Linked DNA regions of Mus musculus: region 1 is linked to region 2. A link is a loop called in an ENCODE intact Hi-C map of the cell type or tissue named here. Cell type or tissue: left cerebral cortex. All regions are shown on one strand. Each heading gives the region's core, and the rest is flanking DNA. Links, peaks and the distances in the headings are about the cores only. Region 1 has its middle 16 kb from the start of Atp6v1g3. Region 2 overlaps Ptprc (protein tyrosine phosphatase, receptor type, C).

Region 1 (10,747 bases), core at 3,241-8,240, 110 kb before region 2:
AACCATAGATCCGTGAATTGCTCAGCCATAATCAGAGAAGATGCTTGCCATAGATGGGGATAGCAGAGAGATCCAAAAATAGACAATGTACAGAATGTGAGAGAGTTTGGGACAATCATTCCTAAGTGGGATGACTTTTTCAGCCCCCTTCCTTCAGAGCTCAGGAAGGTCTGTGGAAGAGGAGGAAGAAAGATTGTAAGACCCAGAGGAAGTGGTGTCTTCCAGACACAACAGGACTGGTGCACATGTAAATTCACAGAGGCTGAGGCAGCCAAAGCAAACAGGGTCTCAGTGTTGAGAGGGGAAGTGAAGCTTCCATAACTAACTATTGCCAAATGATATCTATGTGTAATCAAAAAATTAGTGTTCCCTTATGGAGTCTCACTCAGTATTTTAACCATACTTAAAAGTAGGTCCCATGGCCAAAAATAGATGATTAAGACATAATGAAAAGGTTTTTTTTTAATATAGATTTTTTTCTCAAATAGCTTTGAGTATGTTGTTTCACTGGCCTTTTGAGTGTATATTGTATTTCCAATTTTGTGTTTTTATAAAGTTGTGTGTGTGTGTGTGTGTGTGTGTGTGCGTGTACACATATTTCTGTGTCTCTGTGTTTCTTGTGTCTTTTTAAAATTATGGTTTCTTTTTTTTCTTAAAGATAGAGAAATAAAGAGGGTTATATTGGGGTAGCATAGGTAGTCAGGTAGAGAGGACCTGGGAAGAGCTGGACGAGGAGAAACTCTGATCAAAATATATTGGCTGAAAAACATATTTTTTAAAAAACATAAAAATGATAATAAGAGAATACCCTGATATTCCACTGTCATTGTGGTTGGAAGCATCTTTATTTTCCTATGGGCATCTGTCATCATCTTCTTCCGGACACTTGCCATTCATTTTGGTGAAGAATACTCCAATAAACTTGTTATGGAATCTGAAAATGTAGTTTTTTTTTTTTCATGCTAACTGGGACCGAGACTTCTCTCTGCCTAAAGTACTGATATGGAATCCTACTGGCAGTCTCTTGAAGCACCATGTTCTCAGTTAGGGGTAACAATTGTTCCTGTGTGACTTAGAGCATCACAAGTTTGGGGAGGAATGGGTGTTTCCCAGTTTGTTTTGTAAAGAGAACTGAGACTGCTTTACACACCACTGGCCCATAACCACCCCTAACTTCCCTCACAAGAAACTTTTGAGGAGGAAGGCAGAGGGTGGTGTTCCTCTTTCCTTCCACACCCCCGAATATTATATTGTGAACCCCTTTATCTCATAAAGTAATCCTAAGCGCTCTACTATGTTCCTTTTATGGGTATGAGGGAGACAAAAAGAAGAACACCAAGTTTGTCTAGTCACAATGCTGGTCCTGGAGAACGCTTAGGAAACCTTGACAATAGAACACGGTGAACATTTGCCTGTTGCTATGTGCTTTATCTGTTTTCTGAATCCTCATCTCCTCTTAGCTGAAGCATCCATACCAAAGTTGTTGGAAGAGAACATGCCAGAAGACTGTTTAAAAATATTAGGGAGTTGGCTGAGGATGTAGAAAAGTTGAGAAAATGTTTGTTTATCATGCATGAAGTCTTGAGTTTGATCCTCATCACTGTTTAGAAATCTGGCATGGAAGCACCCATCTGCAAAAAAGAGGATGAGGCAGGAGGATCAGAAGTTGAAGGCCATCCTCCATCACAGAATCTGAGGCTACCATGAGTTACATGAGACCTGGAATTTCTACACAAAGAAAAAGTAATATCTCTATATCTCTTCTTTGCCTCTGTCCATCTGTCTGTCTGACAAAAAAGAGCAATATCTCTATATCTCTGCTTTGCCTTTGTCCATCTGTTTGTCTGACTCTGTCTCAGTTTTTCTCTCTAAGGAACTATTGTTTGGATGTTAATGGCTCCACAAAGGTCTATACATAAAAAGCTTAGTCCCTACCCTGTAGCATGATGGGGAGATGGTGAACTTTCAAGAGTGGGCCTATCTGGACAAAGGCCATCAGGGACATGCCTTGGAAGGGGTGCAAGGACTCTGGTGTTTCTCTCTCTCTACTCCCTGATTGTCTTGCTTGAGCTATCACACACTCTTCACCACGCTATGCTGCTTGAGCACAGGCTCAAAGGTAGCAGGACCATCATAGACCAAAATAATTCTTTTCTCTTCCTATGCTGTTATCATAATTATTTTACCACAATGATAAATAAAGGTTGACTAATAGACAGCATTAATAAAAAGACAGGACAAAAAGAAGCTTTCCCACCATGCAGATGGAAATGGGTCATAGTAGAAGAAGCAGAAGGAAACGTGTTCATGGTGGGAAGTGGGCGGATAATGCAGAGCTGGACCCATATTAATATAGGTGCCTCTTGCATCTTTCAAGGCAGAAACTTCTACTTTCTTGCAGAATTTGAGAATGCCATTGACCTATAGATGTGCTCTAATAATATTTGGTGCTTAACAGGTAGGAATATGACTTATATTATTATTATATTGGACAATATTAGTATTGAATAAAACTCTGCACTTTTAATTTTTTAACATGCATTCTGGGCAATGTTATTTAATTTTTCCATGATTCTTCCACTGAAACACAATAATATTGTAGGGATGAAATCTGACATATGAAAAGCCCCTAGAAAGTAAATATAGATATAGAAACGTTATAGATACGTTAGTTGCTATTTATCTATCCTATTTCCTATCTCTATCTATTTACCTGTCATCAACTGTTCAATTGATCCACATAGCTGATCATGGCCTGTGCAAGCTATAGCTCTTACAAACATATGTATATTACATAAACCAAAGCGTCAGAGAGAAGCACGGATTATCACAAATCATCTTCATAAAAGTTTTCTTTTTTCTCTTCTAACAAAAATACCTTGATGTTCTACAATAATAGGATTGACTCAATACAGAGTGAACTAGGGCTCTTCTAGTATTTTTAGCCAACTCTCGTGGCTACCAAATGCCTGTGAAGTAGATTGCTGATCATTTGGAATAACAGTAATTCAATTCTTTTCAAGTTAGCATCACACTCATTTACAACTCCGAGTTCATTTAAAACAACCTTCCTTTATAACACTTGTGACAGAAAGGACACAACTCAGGATCCAGTGGGTAGGCAGGCACCATCTAACAGGTAAATATCTCTTCTTTCCTGTAAATAAGAAGATACATGTATGTGAGCAGCATAATTATTCTGAAGCTTGTTTGTATGTTTTCCTTTATTAATTTACTCTTTATTAATTTAATCTTTCTTTAATTATCTTATAAGTGAACCTAAAGTCTATAACACATAGGTTCTCATAAAGACAGGAAATATGGAAAACCTGTCATGGAATTGATGACAATCGTTAGAAAGAGACAAGGGATTTAAAAATTGCACTTAGTGTGCTTATATTGCTGACATAAGGCATCAAGAATTTAATGTCAGCTGGAGTCACAGCACAGTGAGCAGCATGCTCGTCTAGAAAGCATGAGAACCTGAGTCAGGTCCCTGGGACCCACAAAAGCAGGACATTGCAGCCTCTGGCAAGCACACGCGCACAGAGGCAGTGGGGGGGTACATACATCACACATACACACATAGAAACATGTTTAAAAGAATTTTGTGTGTGATCCAAGAATGGAATGGTCTATAGAAATGAATACATTGATGGGGACACAAATAGAAGAGGCTCATGGGGATGTTTTTCTTAATGGGGCAACTGTCATTATTCCACTGCTTGCTAGAAAGGCTCCTAAGTACCGGCTTCACAATTGTAGGTGGGTGTGATGGATATGAAGATGACCACGGGATTAGAGAATTTGATAGTTTAAAACAGTGTAGTTTAGTGTGAAACTTTTAACCTGAAACAGAACCACATAGTTTTTTTAACCCAGAAGAGGGTTGAGTGACAGTTCACAAGAACTGTAAATAACAGATGAGTCAGAAGTGATGTGTGTCACATAAACACATTACCTCATGATAGCACTGGTAAATGTTTCCATGTGTGTCCACAGTTTGCTGTTTAGGTCTCAAAATCGATGCTTTAACCTGTGTATTGTATCATAAATTTATCTAGGGATCATAACTCTTTAAATAATGTTTTCCTACCTTCTTTGCCTGTATTATCCCGGGACTTGATAATGTCCTTGGCCTATACAAATAAATGCTTAATAATACTTGGTGCATGTGTGCATGAATAAACATAACACAGTTGGAATTTTCTATCTCCAGGGTCATTAATCAAATACTTCCTTCAAAACTAGCCCCGGCTTCTAAGACTGAATATAGGAGGAGGCAGCTGTGCAGAGCTATGGGTTTTAAGAATCATATTCTGTTTCTTGCTTAGAAAAGTTGCACAACGTTTGATGCTTTTCATTATAAAATGTGGAGTGTCTACATTATGGGGCGACTACAAGCTTCAAGCACACCCTTCATGATAGTCATAAATAATATAAAATACCTTGGTGTGACTCTAACTAAGCAAGTAAAAGATCTGTATAGCAAGAACTTCCAGTCTCTGAAAAAAGAAATTGAAGATCTCAGAAGATGGAAAGATCTCCCATGCTCATGGATTGGCAGGATTAATATAGGAAAAATGGCCATCTTACCAAAAGAAATTTACATATTCCATGCAATACCCATCAAAATTCCAGCTCAATTCCTCATAGAGTTAGAAAGAGCAATTCTCAAATTCATCAAGAATAACAAAAAATCTAGGATAGCAAAAGCTTTTCTCAACAACAAAAAACCTCTGGAAGAATTATCACCCCTGACCTCAAGCTATACCATACAGCAATAGTGATAAAAACTGCATGGTATTGGTACAGAAACAGGCAAGCAGGTCAATGGAAGACCCAGAAGTCAACCCACACACCTATGGTCACTTGATCTTTGACAAAGAAGCTAAAATCATTCAGTGGAAAAACAGACAGCATTTTCAACAAATGGTGCTGGTTCAACTGGTGGTTATCATGTAGAAGAATGCATATTGATCCATACCTATCTCGTTGCACAAAGCTCAAGTCCAAGTGGATCAAGGTCCTCCACATAAAACCAGATACACTGAATCTAATAGAAGAGAAAGTGGGGGAAAGCCTCGAATACTTGGGCCCAGGGGAAAAATTCCTGAACAGAATAGCAATGGCTTATGCTTTAAGAGCAACAATTGGCAAATGAGACCTCATAAAATTTAAAAGCTTTTGTAAAGCAAGGGACACTATCAATAGGCCAAAACAACAACCAACAGATGGGAAAAGATACTTACCATCCCTACATCAGATAGAGGGCTAATATCTAAAATATACAAAGAACTCAAGAAGGCAGACTCCAGAGAACCAAATAACCCTGCAACCCTATAAGAGGAACAAAGATATGAACTAACCAGTACCCCCAGAGCTGTGTTTATAGTTGCATATATAGCAGAGGATGGCCTAGTCAGCCATCAATGGGAGGAGAGGTCCTTGGTCTTGCAAAGATCACATGCTGCAGTACAGGGGAATGCAAGGGCCAGGAAGCAGCAGTGAGTGGGTTGGGGAGCAGGGCATGAGGAAGGGTATAGGGGGCTTTGGGGATAGCATTTGAAATGTAAAGGAAAAAATCTAAGAAAAAAAAAGGAAAATGTGGAGTACAGAGCTAAATAGAGAATTCTGAACTGAGGTATCTCAATTGGCTGAAAAACACTTAAAGAAATGTTCAACATCCTTAATCATCAGGGAAATGCAAATCAAAACGATCCTGAGACTACACCTCACACCAGTCAGCATGGCTAAAATAAAAAATGCAGGTGACAGCAGGTGTTGGCAAGGATGCAGAGAAAGAGGAACACTCCTCCATTGTTGGTGGGAATGCAAGCTGATAAAACCACTCTGGAAATCAGTCTGGCAGTTCCTCAGAAAATTGGACAGAGGACCTGAGGACCCAGCTATACCACTCCTGAGCATATAGGCAAAAGTGCTCCAACACATAACAAGGACACATGTTCCAATATGTTTGTAGCAGCCTTATTTATAATAGCCAGAAGCTGGAAACAAGCCAGTTGTCCTTCAACAGAAGAATGGATACAGAAAATGTGGTGCATTTACACAATGGAGTACTATGCAGCAATTAAAAATAATGACTTCGTGAAATTCGCAGGCAAATGAATGGAACTAGAAAATATCATCCTGAGTGAGGTAACCCAGGCACACACACACATACACAAAATCCACACATGGTATATAGTCACTCAAAGTGGATAATAACCCAAAAGCTCACAGTGCATATGATACAACCTACAGACCATATGGAGTGTAGAAGAAAGGAAGATGAGGGGGTGGATGATTCAATCCTGCATGGAGGGGGGAACAAGATGATTGTGGGAGATGGAAGGGGAGAGGGACAAGAGAGGGAGAAAGGAGGAGGAGGAAATAGGGTGGCAGTGTAAGAATCTGGAGGAGACATGAGAGAGGTACAGGGTCAGGAAATTGAATAAAATTAGGTTGCAGTGGGAATGAGGAACTGAGGATAGCCACTGAGGGGTCCAAGACACCAGAGAAACGTGAGGCTCATAGGACCCAATGAGATTGACTTTAGCTGTAATGCACGAATAAGGGGAAATAAAACCTGTGGAGACCACCTCCAGTGGATAGGCACAGCCCCTGGCAGAGGAATGGAGCCACCCACCCATCTCAAAGGTTTTTTTCTTTTCTTTTTACCCAGAAATGTTACTCTCCAAAGGAAAAACAGGGACAAAAAAAAAAAAAAAAGGAACAGAGACTGAAAGAAGGGCCAACTGGGGAACAGCAGCCCCACCTGGGGGATACATAATGTCTGCAGACACCAAGCCCACCACTGTTGCTGGGGTAAAGAGGCTCTTGAGGAGAGAAAGCAAGTGTGGCAGTTCCTAGGGAGGTTCGGCCAGCAACTGGCCAATGCAGAGGTGGATGCTTGGAGCCAATCATCAGACAGCTCAGGGAAACTGATGGGGGAGCTGGGGGAAGGACTGGGGGAGCAGAGGGGGATTGCAATCCCACTGGAAGAGTGACATAGGCTGGCCTGACCACCCAGTTCTCCCAGAGACTAGACCACCAACCAATGAGTGTACCTAAAGGGATCTTTAGCTCCAGATACATATGTCCAGAGGAAGGCCTTGCCAGACAGCAATGGGAGGGTAGGCCTTTGGTCCTGGTGAGGTTTGATGCCCCAGAGTAGGGGGATGCTGGAGCGGTGGGGCAGGAGAGGGGTGGGTGGGTGGGGGAGCACTTCCATACAGGCAAAAGGGAGGGGGGAGGGCAGATGTGCAATGTGTGTGTGTGTGTGTGGCAGAGTGGTAACTGGGAAGTGGAATATCATGGAATGGGGGAGGGGTAGGTGGAGGGGGTAACCAGGAAGTGGATTATCACTTGAGATGTAAATGAATGGAATGATTAATATTAATAAAAGAAAAAAATAACTCAGTGTAAGGAATTTTCAAAAACCCACTAAGCAAAATGGACTCTGGTGTAGGCACTAGTCTCATTCATTTAGCAAGTATTTATATGCTAGGAGTGAGCCCCAGACTCTACCACAGTTTTTCCTGGGAACCTGCCAGCCACTCCAGCCAGGGAAGCAGGCAGGTGATCTTCATTTTTCTCTCTCCTTCAATCCAATCCCCGGTCTTATCCCAGGCTCTGTAGCAGATCACTGGCTGGAGATGTTCATCCTTCTCTGCCTCAGATCCCAGGAGACTACAGAGATCTTGTGGGACACCCTGCTTTCCTCCCGTTTGTGGATTCCCTCGGTGTCCCGCCCCAAGTTTATCCTGTTCTTAAGTGTCAGCTCCCAAAAGCTAGAAACACGTTCTACCGAGACCCCTCAGTGGCCACGCTTGGCAGGATCACAGAAATATGCCCAATAGAAACCAAAGAGCAGGACACCGCCTCACCAAAGCAAGGCCAGATACCAGCACCTAGAATAACAATAACATCCGAAATCCAGATGCTTAGACAGCAATCTAAAAACACAGTCAATAACACCGAGGACAGCATGTCTCCACTAGAACTCAGCAACCTTACTGCTGCAGTCACTGGGAAATGTTACATAGCAGAAGCACAAGCCAATGACCTTAAAGTGGCCTTTATGAATATAAAAGATCTTTAAAGAGGGTATGAATGAATCCATTAATGAGAACACAAACAGTGGAATGAAATGAATAAAAGTTCAAAATATGAAAGTGGAAATAGAATCAACAAGGAAACCCAAATTGAGAGAAAGTTTGAAATGAAAAATTGAAGACCTTATGATTTTATGGCATTCCTATGTGCATGAATATTTGTACATGCGTGTTACTTTTTATGTGCATTTCTCATGCTTTTTCCTTTGGCTCTTCTGTTTTGTCCCATTCTGACTTGTTTATTTTTGCTTTATCTTATTTTATTTTTATTACTCCCTAGATGCCTGTTTGTTTTTCTCCTTCCTTCCTTCCTTCCTTCCTTCCTTCCTTTCTTTCTTTCTTTCTTTCTTTCTCTTTCTTTCTTTCTTTCTTTCTTTCTTTCTTTCTTTCTTTCTTTCTTTCTTTCTTTCCTCCCTCCCTCCCTCCCTCTTTTCTTTCTTTCTTTCTTTCTTTCTTCCTTCCTTTCTTTCTTTCTTTCTTTCTTTCTTTCTTTCTTTCTTTCTTTCTTTCTTTCCTCCCTCCCTCTTTTCTTTCTTTCTTTCTTTCTTTCTTTCTTTCTTTCTTTCTTTCTTCCTTCCTTCCTTCCTTCCTTCCTTCCTTCCTTTCCTTTCCTTCCTTCCTTCCTTCTTTCTTTCTTTCTTTCTTTCTTTCTTTCTTTCTTTCTTTCTTTCTTTCTTTCTTCACTCATTCACTTTACATCCCTATCACAGCATCCACTCTCCTCCCAGTACCCCCTCAAATGCCCTGCCACTCCTCCCTTTCACCCCTGGGTAACAAGCCACTTTGACACTTCAAGTCACTGCAGGACTAGACATGTTCTATTCCACTGAGGCCAGAAAAGGCAGTCCATTTAGGGGAACAGGATGCACAGGCAAGCAACAGAGTAAGATTAAGCCCACACTCCAGCTGATGTGAGATCTGCATGAAGATCAAGCTACACATCTGCTACATATATGCAAGATGCCTGGGTCTAGCCTTTGTATGCTTTTTGGCTGGTGATTCAGTTTCTAGGAGAGCACCCACGGGTCCAGATTAGTTGATTCTGTTGGTCTTCTTAAGTTCCTATCCACTCTGGGATCTTCAGTTCTTCTTCCCTCCAACTGTTTCACAAGACCTTCTGAGCTCCATCTAATGTTTGGCTCCATGTGCATGTTTGTCATTTAATAAGTAATAGATATGTTGTGGCTCCAGATGGGAGGGGAGGTTAGGAGGAACTAAGAGAAGTTTGGGGAGAGGAAGCAGTAATCAGAATATATTCCTGTTTTCAATAAAAGAAATGTAATAGTGAAAACAACCTAGATGTCCCTCAACTAAAGAATGAATAAAGAAAATGTGGTACATGTACAAGATGAAATATTACTCAGCTATTAAAAACAAGGATATCAAGAAATTTGCAGGCAAATGGATAGAACTAGAAAATATCATCCCAAATGAGGTAACCCAGACATAGAAAGATATGCGTGCTATGTACTGACTTATAGGTGGACATTAGCCATAAAGTACAGGATAACCATGTTACAATCCACAGATCCAAAGAGGCTAAGTAACAAAGGTTCCAGGGAAGATTCTTAAATTTTACTCAGAAGGGGAAGTAAAATGGATAGTGGAGGTGGATGGAGGAAGTGAAGAGAAGGAATGGGGTAGAGCAACTGGGGTAGGGATCAGGAATGGAGATAGTTGGGGTAGAGAGAACAGAAATTGGTGAGTGGAGGCATCTCTGGGACTAGCTGGAGACCTGGGATAGGGGAGGCTCCCAGGAATCTATGGGGGTGATCCTAGCTGAGACTCCTGACAGCAGAGGATATGGAACCTGAAGTGGCCACCTCTTGTAGTCAGGCCGTACTTCTAGTGGAGGAAGGGAGACAACAACCCACCCACAAAAACCTTTGATGCAAAATTTGTCCTATCTACAAGATGTGCCTACAAGATGGAGCAGTGTTTGAGAGACTGACCAACCAATGACTGGCCCAACTTGAGACCCATCCCATGGGAGAGAGTCAATCCCTGACACTAATGATAACCCTGCTATGCTTGAAAACAGGAACCTAGTATAACTGTCATCTGAGAGGCTTCATCCAGAGGCTGAGAGAAGCAGATGTAGAGATCCACAGCCAAACATTAGGCAGAGAGCAGAAAGTTTTGTGGATTCCGAGAGCCAGAGGGGTCAAGGACACTACAAGAAGTCCTACAGAATCAACTAACCTGAGCTCATGGGAGCTCACTGATACTGAACCACAAACACTCAAGCATGCTTGGGCTGAACCTAGGCCCCCGACATAAATGTAACAGATGTTCTGCTTGGTTTTCATGTGGGTCCCCTAACTATTGGATCAGGGGCTGTCTCTGACTCTGTTGTCAGGTTTTGGATTCCCCTACTGGACTGTCTTGTCTGGCCTCAGTGGGAGAGGATGCACTTAGTCCTACTGCAGCTTGATTTGGCAGGGCAGGTTGGCATCTGGGGCAGGGGACATACCCTTCTCTGAGGATAAAAGTAGGGGAACATGAGAGGAGGAGGTGTGCAAGGGTGGGGCTGGAAGGAACAGACGGAGGCTGCAGTCAGGATGTAGAATGAATATGTGTAAAACAGTGAAACTGGTGTGTTGGTTTGTGGGTGAGTGCACTGGATACCA
Region 2 (10,747 bases), core at 3,674-8,673:
GGATTGGATTTTTGATATAAATGAGAAGCATAGAGAAAAATGGAAAGATAGAAAAGAAAAGAAAAATTCATTGTGATAATTGAAATCTGTACCATTTAGCTCCCTCCTTGTGTATGGCTGGTTCTCAGAGCTCAGCCTAGATGACACAACCACAGAACAGTGACCTCCCCCTTCCTCTTAGGACTATGTTACAGACACAGCTGTCCCTCTACCTATTTGTCAGTTATGTTTCTGGTCTTTTAGATGTCTGTCTGTGTAAGGATAGCATCAAAATATTTCAATAGGGAACTGCTAAAATGAAGGTTTCCCTCTTGATTTTGAAGACTGCATCTTAAACCCTTGTTCTAGGCCAACCACTCCCACTGTACAGCTGGCATCGCTGGGCAACTTGAACATTGTGCACACTTGTGGCAGACAGCTTGAGTGAGCCTGGCCTCTGACCACAGCAAGAACTGTTTGCCAAGGGGTGTGTGTGTGTGTGTGTGTGTGTGTGTGTGTGAGAGAGAGAGAGAGAGAGAGAGAGAGAGAGAGAGAGAGAGAGAGAGAGAGAACACCTGTGTCCTACTTCCTGCTTCTCTGCACTTGGGAAGTGTGACAGACTCCTGTGCCCAGGATCACCTTACCCATGAATGAAGACACTCTGGCAATACAATGGCTCTGCAGGCAAGACTGAACTTAGCCTACTTCCTTTGTGTAATTCTGCAGTACCTGGGCCTGAGCCCTGCTGAGTACACCTGCTCCCTTCTGTACCCAGTTGAATTCCTGTTCCTTTCAGGCTATTAGCAAAGCCAAAGCAAGCTGCTAGTGGTTACAATTAGAATAATAATGGTCTTTAACTTTTTTTTCTATTTTTTTAAAATGTATAGCTGTCAGGAGCACCTTGGCTATGAGATTCCATTATCTAATTAAGTAAGCTTTAAAGTGACTGAAATATAAAAGGGCACAGATGGGTTTGCTGAAATAGACTCAGTCAGTCCTCAGTCTGAGCAATTCGAGGTACCAGCAAGTCTCTGGGATAAGTTGAAGGAGTCAGTGAAGTGAGCAGCTTGGTCTAATGAACATGGTCTGAGTAGGAGTGCCAGAGTCATTCTGCTGTTCTCAACCCAGGCCTAGTGTGGCCACCATAGTATCTAATTTTGTTATGCAGAGTAGTTTATGACCATTGAGACTTCAATAGCCAGACATCTTGAATCAGAGATCAGCTCAGTCTCTTCATTTCTTTGGGGAAGTTAGTTAAATGCTTTGTGCCCATTTCACTAGCTGTAAATGATAAAAATTTGACTGTCCCTTCTCAAGTACTAAGGGGTAAAGTGAATGCCCATAAAACTACGAAATGGATTTTACAAATTATTATAACTGCTATTATATTTTTAGAATTATTCCTTTAAGCATTACCTGGCCAGTAATGGAGCTCACATGATAGAAAATTTAGGACATTTGAGAAAACAAGAAAAAAAATTTTTTTTCTATTTTATTTTGTGTCATCTAAGGAAAAGTTTGTGTAACAGTAAGAATACATGGGGGCAACCAAAAAGTAAAATAAGATTCCGTAAAAGATTTTCTGCTAGAGATTTTTATGTATTTCTATGAAAGTAAAGGCAAACATACATGCATCCTTGTGGGTCAAGGAGGGAAGCGTGGTCTTTTATTTATGTCTGTGGGCAGCTGTGAGAAATAAGGAACAGACAATCTTCCCATATTTAAAAGGAACTGTACGGAGATGAGAAACATTTGTCTGAAATACAGGCTTGAAATGAACTCTGCCAAAATCGTGAAGTGTGTTTACAGCAATAACATTTTTTTTTAACTAGGAAGACTAAGTGTAAGATGCTGTGCTGTGGGTGAGAAAGATTAAGTCTCTACCTGCCCTGTATAGAACAAGTCTGTGCATCTCCATAAGGTTGCAACCATGTCCAGAGGGAAAAGGCAGATACTGCTATTTATGTCTCAGTAGAAAACAGAACTGCTTTGGCCCCTTTTGTGAAATATCATTTTTAATAGTAGTTAAGAAGTGGACATGCAAGAAACCATCACATGACTTGACACAGTCAGTCTTTTACAATGGTGGCCTGAGCATGTGTTCTGAGAGTCCAGGAGTTTCTCAGCCACATGTGCTCTCGTCTTCTCTTAGACATCTCCTTCAGCCTGGCCTATAGAAGCTCTCTAGTGGCTACTTTAGAAGATAGCAAAGTCTCTTCCTGGTTACTTTCAGCTCTGAGTGTTAGCTTGAGAATCAATACTCCACTCTTCCTCTGCTCTGACCTTGGAACTCCTCATAGACTTTAGCACGTTATGGAATGGTTCTTTTAGTTTTGTGCAATGCATATCAGTGATGAAAAGAGACCATGGTATCATTGCTCTATGAAGAATGATTTAGGCCTCTCATTTGCAAAATATATTTTGGATCGGAAGAGGTTGGAGACAGTACAAAGGAGATTTTTTTTCTAGACAAGTATGTTGTGTTATTCGTTATAATTTCAATGAATACTGTTTGACTGTGGGTACTCTGAGGGCTAGGTATGTAGGATGTGATGGGTTGAGCAGTAGGGGTGGCAGCACCCCAAATGCAGCTGCTTTCCATGGAGACTGCAGCACCCTTAAGTCAGACCCCACCTGCAGGTAAACTGTAATTATAAGCCTGATCCCTCCAGGCAATGCTGTATCTCCCAGAACAAATGAATCATCTACCCATTGAATGAAACCGCTTTCCCTGGTTCATCACTTTCTGATTGGTAAACACAATAAATCTTCAAGGGTGAACAGGGCATAGCAATAAATACAACAGCACAGAAGGGTATGTATGTTTGGCAGTGTGAGGTAAATAAGTTCCGATTGACATTTATTGAGGAAACTGTGAGAAGGCACAGGCAGAGGATCATACAGAGGATCATGCATTTGAGGCCAGTCTGGGCTAGTATAATGATATCTTGTCCTTAAGGTAACATAAAATTATAACAAAAGGTAATACACAAGAAATAAGTTACTATTCAATCTGCTCAAAACTTCACATTTAAAAAGACAGGGACTCTGTCTACACAGACTTGAATAGTAAAAGTAAAACACATGTATGTGAGAAGTGTGTGGGAGAGAGAAATATGTATGTAAAATTGTGTGTGCATGCACATCTGCTATATTCATGTAGGAAATAGAGAGTAGGAACAAGGGAGAGGAACTTTTGATGACCATAATAGCCTCGAACAGATTGCTTACTCCTGATAGATCTTTACTGAGCTAAAATATTTTTTAACAGATTATTTGTAAAAGTGGTCTATTTTATGAGGAAGCTAAAGTAACATCATTTGGTCATCTTATGTTGGTGCCATAGTGAATGTAAAGCAATAAGAATTTGTGTTACTTTATTAACTCAGGCGAGGCTGTGGTGTAGGGGCAATGTTTTAGTGTGCAGAGGAAAAAATATGAGAAGATGCTCAACTGGTTTGATTCCTTAACAGTAAGACCAGGTACAGACCACAAGGCATATAGCATCCCACGAGCAATGGGATCTTGAGGTAATGGACTTTCTATATACTTCCACCATGAATATGGTTTTAAAAATGCTAGGTTCATTTGAATCTGCCATTTGTTAAATAACTGTATTTCAAAACATTACAAGACCTCTTAGTAAAGTTCTATAGATTACTGTATCAGTTATCTTTCTATCCAGATGTCATACAAAGTAAAATACAAACGGAGTGATAGAACCTGAGTGCTAGACTGGGCATAAGCCCAGTGTTGCCATAAGCCATCCAAGCATCAGACACCAGAGTTCCAGACTGGACTAGAACAATGCCATAAGCCATCTAAGTATCAGCACCTCTCTTTCACTATATTCTATGTGTTCTTCCCTTCTCGCCTTCTATCAAACACCTGAACCTTTCATCAACCTTCTAGAAAAAGAGAGAAAGGCTAAAACAGCAACAAGTTTTACCTAGTAAGGCTTTATCCTTTTATTTAGAGATGCAAGTCTTCTCCAGAGGTTTATTGGGCTAGAAATGGATTCAGAGACAAATCACTGCTAGAAATAGTGGAAGAGGTATTGAGAAATAAACTATATTCATTTTAAAGATTCAATTTTAGAGTTAAAAATTGAAGAGCTAGGTTCTGAATAGGTTCGAAGTGTCTGCATATTGCCAAAGCCACATGTGATGACATCTCTTAAGGTTACTTTAAACACCGAGTTTCCTAATGTACAATGACAAAGGAAAATAGAATGGTGTTGTCTTAAATGGGAGTCATTAATGACAGAGGAATGCCAACTCTTGGCCACATGAGCTTTACAATCCAGTGTTTTTGTCTTAGCTGTATTGCTGATGGCCTTGTGAAGGAGTGCCCATTCGTTTTTCTGATCCTTAGCTATGCTACGGGTTGGTAGCTACCGAAAATTAAAGTCAGATCCAGCAAGACCACAGAAAAGAAAAATCTGGTCTCCATCTTGAAAATATATCTCTTCACTTCGTAGGAACAAGACCTGTGCACATATATACAAGCCACAATGTACAGCACACCATTCGATGTACAACAATATTTGTAATAACTACAATATCCAGAGGAGTGATACAACTTAACTCTTACGACTTTCAAAGATTATTATGTTGCAGGCATTCTAGACATTGACCAGTATGAGAAAATATAAAAATAAAATTGATGTTAGAGAAGTGAAGCCATTGGGCCTACATCTGTATGCAGCATAAGGGAAGGGGTGATTAAACACCACACAAGAATTATCATGTTGCTGATACTTCATGCAGAAGTACAAATTAAAATGAATTGTTCTAAGAGCAGATCACTGAGTGTTAAGCTGGTCAGGGATGAATATAGAAAGAAACATTAAGCAAAAACAGGCTGATATCATATATAAGTATATGGACAAAGTACCATAGTGGCTGAAGTTGTTGACATGTAGGTGGGCTTTGAAGACTGTGTAGAAGTTGGCTTCATTCAGAGAGAAAGAGTCTAGGATACAGAAAAAAAATACTTAAACGTTAGAAGAGTGGACTTTTCTGTATACACAGTAACATGTTGTGATTCATATGCAGTTAGACAGAGACAGTAAGATGGGTCTGAGTGTTTCACAAAGGCCACTCGCTACACTTGAAGGCAATGAGAAATGAATATCATCAAATGGTTTGGGAGAAAAACATATGATCAAGATGAAGGTGAGGATGAATAATAAGGAATTAGAAAGGCCCATACATACCAGGAGAGGGTGTAGAGGATGTGGGAGAAAGAGGAGTATAAGAGGAAGAGGAAGAGGAAGAGGAGGAGGAGGAGGAGGAGCAGTTTTCAGAAAATTCAAATACTTTTCAGGTTAGAAGACAAGAGGGAATGGCTGAGAATGGAACTGGAGGGGCAGAGAAACCAATGTATGGAAGACTCTGTGAACACTCTAAGAACAGAGAGGCCATAGGTAGCTCAGAATTCCAAATTATGTAGGACTATAGCTGTTGTTGCTTTGCTTCTATAAGAAGTAAGAATTTCCAAAGGGAAATGAAGAGCACAGAGAGGAAACCAGTCAACTCTGCATGAAGAACAGCAGTAGAATCATAGTGGGCTGTGGCAGAGCTCACTAGGGGCTGGGTTTGCAAGTACCGTAGCTGAAGGCCACGATCCACAATAGGATCCATTTTCTAATTCCACCTAAAAACATCAGCCTCAGAAGAACAAGGATAAGACAAGAAGTGGAGAGGAAAAGGAAGCCCTTTGGGTAAAGTGGTTTCATCATTTATGAAACTATTTATGAAAATAACCCCCAAAGGTAAATTTTTACATGTTTAATAGCTTCTAAAAATGAATTAGGCAGCTTGATGAGTTGCAGATCCAGCCGTGTGGCAGAGCACACTTTATGAGAACGGAAGGCAGAGAGCATAAAAGAAGGCACTGGGTGTCGGTGGGTGGGTGTGAGCCTGGAAGAGGCTGGCAGACAACCAGAGCCAAGCACATGGCCAGGGACAGAGAAGAATCTTCAGCCTCAGCTCTAAGAATTCGTCACTGCCAAACTCTCACATCTACCACAGTTTGAACCTTGATAATGAGCTTATTCAGTTTTGTGGTTACTATGCAACCATTTGCATATTTCTTTGTAACATCTGCCTAGTGTGCCAGTTTGAGATGCTATTTCAGCCATGGTATTTGAAGCAGAACCCATTTCTGGTCCAGGATTTTTTTCTCCACAGAGCAAATGATCAGCATATCTCTTAAGTATGTGTGCAGAGAGACACAACAAAGAGAGCTATAAAAGTCAGGGTTTGTTTTAAGTGAAACCTAGAGACATCGTTGTCATTGAGTCTTAAAGACTACTAAATGATTATACATGATTATACTTCCGTTCTCCTCAGTCCTTATGCTCAGCATCTCGAGAATCTTATTTGTATAAATACTGCATTTTAATTATCTATGTACATGGACTTTCTTCTACACTTTAGTGAAAGGATACTAACCATCCTCCATTAGATGACCCTGAATCCAGGCACATAATGACAGTACCAAGTAGACTGAGTGGGTTTTAAAACAAAACAAATGGCTCATGAAATTGGGAGGGAGTAGTGGAGAGACATCAAAAGCAAAGGAGCAAACAATTAGCTTGCATGTATGAAATTCTAAATAACAAAAATAACTGATATGATTTTGTTTTTCTCCTGTAAGAGTTTTGATTTAGAGCTTTCAAAATATTTTCTCCATGTTAAAATAACATAGGTTTTCCACTTTGAGTTAGCACTTAAGATTTATTTATCTCAGGAACTTTTCTAGAAATGTAGACATGTGTAAGGTGGTTCTGCAGAGAGAGTAACCCTGGCATAGCTCAGAGAGGGTATGCAGTGGGCATGTTCTAAAATGTCAAGTAAAATGTTCCTGTTGATGTTCTCAGGTTTTCTTTTTTAAAGAATCAACACTGTCAGCATAGATCTCTGTGAAGGAATATTTATAATCACTGAGCAGCAGCTTATGGTTTAGTAGGTATAAAAACACAGTTTCCTAAATATAGACCTGCTTAGCTCCTGACTGACGGCTTAGTAATTAAACAGCAATCACTGAAATATGTGAGACAGGAATGTAAAAAACTGTGAACACCCATGGGTCTTAAAACAAAGCAAACTGGAGCAGAGACTGAAAAACACACATTAGAGTATTAGTTGAGATATAATATGTTATATATATTAAAATCTGATTTGGGGAGAGTTAATTATAATGGAGATGAAAATAGAAAATAGGTCTTTGTCTACTCTTTCTTTCTTTCTTTCTTTCTTTCTTTCTTTCTTTCTTTCTTTCTTTCTTTCTTCCTCTTGTTCATTAATTCTTTCTTTCTCTCATTCTTTCTTTCCTTCTTTTTTTTCAACATATATAAGTAATTCTGGGTTCTTTTCATTTTTTCTTGCAGTTTTGGTACACAGTTAACCAGGGAAAATTGGAATTAGAGAAGGTGAAATATCCCAAGTGGAACTGCTTGTCCCATTTTTTACTTATTACAGTTTTCTTTGTGCATTATAGCATCAACTCTAATATTTATGTACTTATCTATATTCAACATGTAGATTTTATATAATATATTCCAATTAGAGAGTCCCCTCCCCCAATGCCTCCCAGATCCTCTCCACTTCTCCACCTCCTAAGTCCACATCCTTTCTTTCATTCTCTTATCAGGATACAAATAGTCATTAAAAAAACAAACTCACAACAACAACAACAACAAACAATAAGAAACAAAACACATTAGGACTTTCTAACTAGTATCTTTGAGCTCTTTCTTGTGCTTCATAGAATCAGAAAAAATCTTTTGTTCATCTGGGCACAATGGCACATTCCTATAATGTTAGCAGCCATTATAAGGTTATCTGACAGGCAGAGGTGAGTGTATCTCACATGTAGACCAATGCCAGCTCTGTCTACACAGAGGGTCGCAGGTCAGCCAGGATTCTGGGTGTGAATCTATTAGCTTTTGTGCTAGTTTCCCTGTCTACATTCTGCTATGCCTGTTACTCACTTGCTTTGTAGCTCCTCCTAGCAGGACCCTGAAAGTACCGCCATGCACACAGCGATAGCATCTCACCTGGATCCTTTCTTTAACACATTAAATCCAGTGGGCTAAGCATAGGCATTTTCTTGACATCACCTCTCAAAAGGGTTTGACCTTACTGATAACCTCCTTTCTGAAGTCTGGGCTCTCCCAGCTCCCACCTGGAATTTTTGGTTTTTCCTACTGCTGGTCCTGGACTTCTGTTGGTATGTTTTCTATTCCAGAGACCCCATCCTACTCTTCCTCCCACAGTATCTAAAGGACATCACCCATGCCACTACTTAGTTTAATTGGTGATTTCTGTCTGTCTGTCTTCAGCTCTACTCTTTCTTCTATAGCAAAGACCTATTTTTATTTTTTCAGCAATATATTTAACACATCTGATACATGCCCTTGAGATACCATGAATTTAGCTTTATCAAAATTGTATGCAAACTTTGTGTTAATCTTCCTTGCTCACACATTCTGCCCACAGATTCTACCCACTTACTCCAATGGAAAGTCCTGGTCATGTTCCATACACCATTACATTATCCCTAAGGCTGTTTTAAGGTGTAAAGTGCTATTATTTTTTTCTTTGAACATGCCCATGTCTACTTTCATTGCTGCAACTCTGACTTGGCTACCTGCATTTTGACAGTCGTCTCTGGGGTTGCCATACTCCACAGCTTTCTTTTTCTTGCTAAGCAAACCTCCAGTTATGAAGGCTAACAACTTGTGTCTTTCTCTATTGTGAAATTCTTGATGGGGTCTTAGTATTTTCTTGAAACCCGACCTTAGGTTCTGATTAGACAGGATCAATTCTGATGAGTGTGTTATTTTTTTTTAGAGGTGCTATTGCTCAGACTAATGAGATACTAAAACATCTTGGGAAAACTGTTCCTTCATCTTGAAAACAGACAAATCCCCAGACTAGACAGATGGCCCTTCTCTGTGAATATTCTTTGAGAATGTGACAGTCATTTTAAGATCAAGTTAGTGGCTAGACCATTACCCTATAGATGTCAGAACAAACATAAAGATGGAATCTTAGGTTGAATGTTATGGGTTAGGATGAAATTAACCCAGATTTGTGAGATAATAAATTCCTTAGAGTTTAATCTATAAGTTCTTTTTATTTCACCTGCTAATTGTAGCAGAAACTTTTTCATAACACTAAACCATCTCATGACCTCTTGATCCACAGCCTCACATCTAACCTTATACTCCTGACTTCCCCTTTCCACAAACCCCAGATGTTCATCTACTTCCCGGCAGCCCACTGCTGCCAGGCAGACTTTTCAGCTGTGCCTGGAGGCCTTTTGTCACCAGAATTTCATTTTCTTTTCTAAAACCCGACAAAGCCTCTTTGGCCTCAAGCCACTTCCTCAGTTCAGGACCCAGCAGAGAGCCTCTATCCCATCTCCATAGTCAAGTAATCAGCATTGACTAGCCATAAAGAGGATGGCAGAGTTTCTAATACCACCAAAGATAAACTCAAAGTAGTGAATGGGGGATTTTATAAAGCAGTCTTGAGTGTGGAGGATAGAAGAGGCTGCATCATTGTGCTTTTGTCCAGAGATTTTCTCATTCCTTAATTGCTGGTATGTGACATGCTGTCTTCTGCAATCTCAGCCCCCACCATGTTTATGGTTAATATAATGATGGGCCATGGGTACAAGCATGACCTTAACGTTCTAGGGAAATTCCCAATTGCAAAGAAGTTAGTTCAAAGGGTGGAAAAGAAATTGTTGTTGAGATTTCTTCAAAGTGTTAACAAACACACATCAAAAAAAAACCAGAAAATGTCAACCTGTAATTTGGAAATAACGTTAGATTATAGAAACGCTCCAGAGGGTGTAGATTCCCCACACTCTGTCTGCTCAGTTTCTGCTGATAGCAATGTTTATCAAAATGCACATTTGTTAGAAATAACCATCAGTGGTACAACACTGCAAACTAACTTAGGGTTTCTGTTTGAATCCCATGCTTTTTTTTTTTTTTTTTAACTGAATGACCTTGCTTTCCATAACCTTGAACCTTTGAGTTCCTAGTAGATGTTTGGAATATTCTTGAATTTATGTTGGTATAGTAAACAAATAAAGCAGTAGTGTAGGTGATGCCCTTCAGATAGTGTGGGATTAGAGGACGTGGGTCCTAAGAATGTAAAACATACCAACATAAGTCCAAGTCTAACTTATGCCACTGGATGTTTAAGTTATTCCTTGAACATGGATGGTAATTGTAAATAAATTTCAGGATCACTTTGTTATCAACACTAATGTGCTTCTTAGGATTGCATAAGTTCATATTACTAACATATTGCTGTATGTTCACAACCACCCTGAAACTCGTACACACACACTTTCTGCTCTACTGCTCCACGAATACAGTGAGTGGTCCACACCCACACTATACAATGACTCTTGGTGTGTGTTTGCCTGAGCACAATGAATCATCCACCTCCCACACCAGGCAATGACAGTAGTTGAATGTGCATTACGGTGTGCACTCACGAGTATTAATGAGTACACAATTTTTTACAAAACAACTTTCCAGCAGATGTTTGTGACACCTTTCTGTAAGTGGTTGCATCCTGCTTTCGGTTTGTCTTCCTGGCCTTGACAATCACTGTCATCCTGGAGGGGCTGAGTGGTGGCTGGTTCTCTATGGAATCTATCTCTGATGGTCACCACATGATGGCAAGATAGGCTTTCTTCAGCTACCCAGTGCTCAGATATAAAGGAAAACATGCTG

Evidence for each region. A loop is a pair of places that touch in the nucleus more often than their neighbours do. Peaks named below come from ENCODE experiments on the same cell type or tissue, not always from the same donor. Only the 100,000 strongest peaks of a DNase experiment are listed, where the experiment ranks them.
Region 1: a loop joins it to region 2, with 5 times the contacts of the local background. A loop is called at or near these places in 5 of 42 quality-filtered maps.

What each region holds. Positions count from the first base shown.
Region 1 is chr1:138,252,145-138,262,891 of GRCm38, reverse strand. No RefSeq gene overlaps it. Among named protein-coding and RNA genes, the nearest start is that of Atp6v1g3, 16 kb to the left of the region's middle. In left cerebral cortex, for the core only: no CTCF peak of the experiment used is centred there; a DNase peak (open chromatin) is centred at 6,275.
Region 2 is chr1:138,144,291-138,155,037 of GRCm38, reverse strand. The region is part of intron 1 of Ptprc (protein tyrosine phosphatase, receptor type, C); the gene reads left to right. Among named protein-coding and RNA genes, the nearest start is that of Ptprc, 25 kb to the left of the region's middle. In left cerebral cortex, for the core only: no CTCF peak of the experiment used is centred there; a DNase peak (open chromatin) is centred at 5,995; H3K27ac peaks cover 895 bases.